Regions from separate parts of the Homo sapiens genome. Here region 2 is linked to region 1. The links are chromatin contacts, found by Hi-C or POLR2A ChIA-PET in ENCODE. All regions are on one chromosome and are shown on one strand. Each heading gives the region's core, a stretch centred on a gene start or an enhancer-like site at or near the end of the contact. The rest is flanking DNA. Distances are from core to core; before and after follow the strand shown.

Region 1 (3,408 bases), core at 891-3,390:
CACTAATTTGATGTATGAAATTCTAGTAAAACAGTTTTAAAAATAACCCCTCATTTCCATATAGTCTTACTTCTTACACTGTGGCTTAATTGTGCTGAACATAATATAGGACTAAGATGCTGAAATGAAACTGGTATCTCTGAGAAACAGTCGATGTACTAGACTTTTGAACTAGCTTACCACTCTTTGGGTAAGAATATCTCAAATGTCTTTTGGGAGTCTATTCATCCTGTTTCAAATCATATACAAGCTGAGTGTCTCAAATCCAAAAATCTGAAATCTAAAAATGCTCAAAAATCTGAAACTTCTTGAGCATTTACATGACACTCAAAGATAATGCTCACTGGAGCACTTCAGACGTCAGATTTTCAGATTTGGGATGCTCAACCAGTAAGTATAGTGTAAATATTCCAAAAAATGAAAAAAATGAAATCCAAAATGCTCTGGTCCCAAGCATTTCAGATAAGGGATACTCAACCTGTATTTCTGGTGTGGCTTTAGGGAGTAGAGGTGGGCTGTTGTCCAAGCCAATAAATATATCTCTTTCCCAGCTACAGAAACTGGTCCCAGAGATATGTCCGTTCCTTTGACAGGGAGACTAAATACTGATACTTCTGTAGGAAGCTCTCTCTCCACTGGGATTGATGAGTTAACAGATTGTGAGCCTGGAGGTATTGGTGGCCATTTTACATTAGAGAGAAAACAGAAGTGGAAGCAGAGAGCAGAGGTGGGGAAAGAAAAAGGGAATTCTGACAGCAAGCTTTTTTGCCTAAGCTAGTAGAGGGTAAATTTCTGTTATCAGCAATGAAAATAGTTTTAATACACTGGGTTATTTAACTTTGATAAATAATCTGACCAGGCGTGGTGGCTCACACCTGTAATCCCAGCACTTTGGGAGGCCAAGGCGGGTGGATTACCTGAGATCAGGTAATCCTAGCCAACATGGAGAAACCCCATCTCTACTAAAAACACAAAAAGCAGCCAGGCGTGGTAGCACGCGCCTATAATCCCAGCTACTCGGGAGGCTGAGGCAGGAGAAACGCTTGAATCAGGGAGGCGGAAGTTGCAGTGAGCAGAGATCGCCCCACTGCACTCCAGCTTGGGCGACAAAGCGAGACTCCATCTCAAAAAAAAAAAAAAAACAACAAAAAAAAAAAACAGAAAAAAGAAAAAAAAACTTTTATAAATAATCAAGTAATCAGCTTTTTCTGATATCAATAAATTTTAAAATATCAAGTACACATTTACCTTCTAAAAGTAAACTCCTAAGTTACTAAATTTACTGGGAGTACTGCTGTTCTACCAAACAATTACGTATCAATGGCAGTGGGAAAATTATTATACTACATCTCTCTAAACAGTGGTTTTAAGGTGGTCATGATTTCAAATTCACTTCATAGGTACACCCGTATTTGAAAATTTGGGGTCTTACTTTCACATCAATGGCCAGCTTTCCCTAACCCAAACTGACTTAAAATAAGACAAATAGTTAATGCAAATTGCCAGTGTATCTCAAAGTAGGCATGATTTCAGTTTTACTCTCACAGTTTTTCAGTTTTCTCACAGGAAAGCTGTTTTGGTAAATCAAATGGCCAAATTTCCTCCCAAACATATTCTTTGGGTTTCTGAGATACTAAGGGAGTAGGAGGAAAAAAATTCTCTTTTCCTGTGTCTCATGAGTACATTCCTATTAAAAATGCAACGTTTTGACAAGATAGTAACACAACGATTGTGTAGCTTTTGCACAGGAATTGTATTATTTCCTAAATTAGAGGCACACAGCAAGCAGGAAAAGGTGTTTTATCTACTTGGTCACCATTTACAGATGCATACATGCTTATAAATACATCTGCCTTCAGGTTCCATTTTGAAAGGCCAGACACTGATCCAATGTGATAAAAAACAATCTCAGCAAAAAAAAAAAATAATGATGATGATACCTTATCAGCAGTTTTACAATAGATCCATACACAACTAATGGGAAATTTCAGTTTGTTGCCAATTCCCCCAGAACAGGTCCAGTCTGAAAGTACTATTGGTGTTACCACAAAGAAAGAAAAAATTTCAGAGAACCTAAACTATGGCTAAATAACACTGTTTTGCAATGGAAAGTTTCTAAGTCCCTAAGTAAACTGCAACTGCTTTTGCTTTCTAAAGGGTGACTCTGAACAGAGGCCAGACCACACAAGCCCTGCTACCCTGAAATGTGGTTCTCCAGTGGAAACTGATTTTGTAATACCTAGAAATGAGATGTTTTTCCTGGAGGAAAAAAAGAAAAAGAATATCTAGTTTTGTGAAATCCATTTTCTTTCACTCTCAAAATAACATTTAAGTTTAATTAAATAGAGGGAAATTTCTATTTAAAGCTCAGCTATATAAAATAGCAAAAAGCTGAAAATAAATGTTTTCGACTTACACCAGTGGTCCTCTACCACATACTTTTAGGTCTGTGCCAGAAAATGGTGAGGCTCTTTTGTTGTGCTTTAAAATGTTGACAAAGCCTTTCTATGTTATTTAAGTAGATACTGCGAGGCAAGAATAGAAAGAGAAATCTGTGTACCTGCCAAGTGTTATTACTAGCTCTGTTTTCTAATTTGATTGACATCAGATATACTAGCAAAACTTCCAGCTGCTCCATAACCTGAAGAGGATAAGAAAAACCTACACAAATATCTTCTTCCTGAATGAATCTTCCCTAAAACAAACAAAAGTCAACCAGCCTATGGTCTGTTGGTTAGCATTTCAGTCAAATATGGGGACAAGTCCTGGTATCAACAACAGAATTTAGATTACAAAAGTTTTTACAGCTTTGTCAAAACAAACAAAATGTGGCATTAATTAATTTCCTTTAAAAAAAAAAATATGGCCAGGTGCGGTGGCTCTACACCTGTAATCCCAGAACTTTGGGAGGCCGAGGCCGAAGCCGGTGGATCACTTGAGGTCAGGAGTTCGAGACCAGCCTAGCCAACAAGGTGAAACCCCGTCTCTACTAAAAATACAAAAAATTAGGGGGGCATGGTTGCACGTGCCTGTAATCCCAGGCACTTGGGAGGCTGAGGCAGGAGAATCGCTTGAACCTGGGAGGCGGAGGTTGCAGTGAGCCAAGATCACACCGCTGTACTCCAGCCTGGACAGCAAAGCGAGACTCCGACTCAAAAATGTGTGTGTGTGTGTGTGTGTGTGTGTGTGTGTGTGTGTGTGTGTTCTTGATTATACCCACCTATTCCATTTACAATTAGTATGAAGGTATTAGCCTAAGTATTTAAAAATACTATATAAGGTAAAGGAAATTTTTCTTTTTCTAAATATGTCTAAGTTCCCCCATCTAGTTTCTGTTTTGCTTTTCTGAGTTGCAACATGTAAGATTATTATAATAATTTTCAGTTTCCCTTTCCCTTGAAGAGACTT
Region 2 (3,113 bases), core at 81-2,580, 170 kb after region 1:
TAAAATACATTTATCTCTTCTCCACTTACCAACCTCCTTTATTCCTCACATTTTAAAAAAGCTTTCTCTCTCTCCCTCTATTTCAGAGCATTGTTGAATATGTGCTCTCAAATGAATATCTCCTCTCGAGTTGAGGGACAAAGAAAGGTGTCATAAAACAGAGGAGGTTATAGAAGTTGGGGTGGGGTTAGAAAAAAGAACTGGATGAGAGGCATTTAAAAATTTATCAGCACATGTGCTTCAGTTCATTGTTGTTTGATAGGAAAAACAATGTCTCCTAGGATATATTAGCCACAGGTACCAAATATCCTAATCAGATCATTCTTAGCCTACTGATAAATCATCTTAAATAAATCACTTCTGGGAATGAGGATCATATATCATACAATATAGCTATATGTGATTATAATTTTAACTTTTAAACTTTTCATGGTAACTCAAAGATATATTTATAGCTGTTTTTTTCTTTTCTTTTTTCATTTCAAAAAGTAGTAGGTAAGTAGCTATTTAGATTATTATTATTTTAGAAATTTTTAATCTTTTTATATACTTTTTTCACTTAAAGTATTTAATTTTCCAGTGTTGATTTTTCTTGCAAACTATTTAAATTAAATGTGAATAATCGCTTAATAATCTGAGGATGAGCAAGAAGGTAACAACTATGACCCTGGTACGATGTCACCTTCTTTGTGAGATCTTTCTCCTCTACATGTTCCAAACATGACTATTTCAAAGGACCTCACACAGGCTAGCAGTACCAAGTCCTGCTCTCACATCGAATTCTCTTAGCAAAATCAGGCCAGAGGTGTATCTGCCTGACAAACCAAGAAAGGCTCTATAACCAAATTACTTGAAACATTCTAGCATCATTAAGCACCCAAAATGATGTGTACAAGCCAAACCCATAGACAATTACTTTTCCAAGTCATCAGATGAAAGTACACATTTCAGATGGCTAGCTGAAAACACATACAATAAGAATGGACATTGATGAAAGCAAACATGGATGAAGGATGTGATGTAGACGATGAGAGGTGAGGACAGTGATGGAGACGGATGGAACAGCTTCCCTTTCTCAACTCTCACCTCTGTCTGTCTTCTTTTTCAGGGGGTCAGACTTACTTTTCCCCTGAGGAGCCGCTTTCTGTGGTGGCGGGGTAAGCTCTTCCTGAACTGTTTCACTTACTTTACTCACTTCTGTTTGGCCCAGGTTTTGAGAGCTACTGGGTAGTGAAGGTTTGTTAGGTTTGCTGCCAAGCAAAGCATCTTTCTGGAAGGTTGGCGGGGAGGCTTCATGCACGCGCCCCCTGGAGGCGGTTAGTCCACCAGGCTCATCGCTCAGTGCGGGACACACATCTGGAGACACTCCTCCCCCTACAGTTGCCAGACAACAACAGAAACGCATTGAGCCCGGACAGAGTATCAGCTGCTCTTATAGGATAGAACAAAGAGAAAAACATTAGGACCACAAGCAGAACAAAAACAGTCTTGGCTTAAAGAAAATCGCTCACATTTGCAAGAAATATGGAAAGACTACATTTCACACAATATACGCCAAGGAACATTTCACCTTCCCCGTATTCTGGAAAAAGAAGAAATGAGAACAAAGAAGCCAAAGATAGAATAGGAACCATTTCGATTTGCAGAACCCAAAGGGCTTTTAGTATATATAAGGAAAAGCAAATCTTAGACACAAATATTGAGAGATGTAAGCCCTATTATTCAACAGAATGAAAAAAGGACTATAAAGTGCACAAGAGACATCATATTAAAGATCCTAATTTTATAACACCTCGAATTATGTGCAGTACTACAATAGTAATGGTCTGTACCTCTCAACCTCAAAGAGACATGTTTAGAATGGTTCACATTATAAGGAATCTTCCTTCCTTCGTTTTCTTTCTTCTTTTTTTTTTTTTTGGAGTCTCACTCTGTCCCCCAGGCTGGAGTGCACTGGCGCAATCTCGGCTCACTGCAACCTCCACCTTCTGGGTTCAAACAATTCTCGTGCCTCAGCCTCCTAAGTAGCTGGGATTATAGGCATGCACCACCATACCCGGCTAATTTTTGTATTTTCAGTAGAGACAGGGTTTAGCCATGTAGGCCAGGTTGATCTCAAACTCCTGACCTCAAGTGATCCACCCGCCTTAGCCTCCCAAAGTGCTGGGATTACAGGCGTGAGCCACTGTGCCCGATCCCTATGTTATAAGGAATATGAAAAAGCTATATGAGATGCTAACTGAAGACAATCAATATTAAATCAGCTTTTTAAAAAACATGCGTTACTATATAATAAATTTTATTTTATTTATTTATTTATTTCAGACACAGGATCTTGCTTTGTTGTCCAGGGTGGAGTGCAGTGGTGAGATCATAGTTCACTGCAGCCTTGAACTCTTGGACTCAAGTGATCCACGTGCCTCAGCCTTCTGAATAGCTGGGACTACAGACATGCACCACCATGCCTGGCTAATTTTTTTTATTGTTATTTTTAGAAATGGGATTTCACTATGTTGCCCAAGTTGGTCTCAAACTCCTGGACTCAAGCAATCTGCCTGCCTCTCCCTCCCAAAGTGCTGGGATTACAGGTGTAAGCCCCCGTGCTCAGCCCACAAATATTATTTGTATTGTTTCTAACCACCTGGGTCCCTTTTCTACTTTATCCAAGATTGGGAGGTACATCACATACACACATATAATTACTTTATTACTGGTTTTATTCTGTTGGTTACTTTGCAAGCAAAGATGAAACATATGATTAAGCAATTACATGTGCCTTGCATGAATTTTAGAGGGGTTTATAAGAAGCATGTTAATGTTCTGTTAGCAAAAACAAGCCAGGCTCTGGCATAGACCAAATGGCTTTTAGGGACAAGATGATCTGTGTTATGGGTGATATACCACTTCATGGAATCGGAATGGCCCTTCACAGTCCCAGGATGAGCATGAAGTTAGAATGGAGTTTCACACAATGTGAAATATCTGAGGAAACTTGGGTTCGTGAAGATGAAAAGGCTATGGATGCACAGAATCTGGATAAGTGATGAAGGTCTGTAAAATGGCAGCTATGGAAGGTTAGACATCACCTAGAGTCAGAGAAAATGATCATCTAA

What was found. A loop is a pair of places that touch in the nucleus more often than their neighbours do. ChIA-PET counts read pairs that join two places held with the same protein, here RNA polymerase II (POLR2A). Pooled maps may share reads with other maps.
Region 2: a loop to region 1 is called in a pooled map, with 3 times the contacts of the local background. The contact joins two enhancer-like sites. A Hi-C loop is called at or near these places in 3 of 168 maps with a recorded cell type or tissue (PC-3, gastrocnemius medialis and heart right ventricle) and 8 of 50 pooled maps. POLR2A ChIA-PET finds 5 or more read pairs at or near these places in 5 of 52 experiments (IMR-90, T-cell, activated CD4-positive, alpha-beta T cell and 2 more).

What each region holds. Positions count from the first base shown.
Region 1 is chr18:2,957,016-2,960,423 of GRCh38, forward strand. All of the region lies in intron 2 of LPIN2 (lipin 2), which reads right to left. Among named protein-coding and RNA genes, the nearest start is that of LPIN2-AS2, 8.3 kb to the right of the region's middle. RefSeq lists enhancers at 24-83, 959-1,118, 3,303-3,402. Within about 2 kb of position 2,141, at least 15 of the 41 ENCODE cell types and tissues checked have a DNase peak (open chromatin) inside an H3K27ac peak, as active enhancers do.
Region 2 is chr18:3,128,146-3,131,258 of GRCh38, forward strand. It overlaps MYOM1 (myomesin 1), which reads right to left. Exons shown (of 38, transcript NM_003803.4): 18 at 1,087-1,374. Among named protein-coding and RNA genes, the nearest start is that of MYOM1, 90 kb to the right of the region's middle. Within about 2 kb of position 1,331, at least 2 of the 41 ENCODE cell types and tissues checked have a DNase peak (open chromatin) inside an H3K27ac peak, as active enhancers do.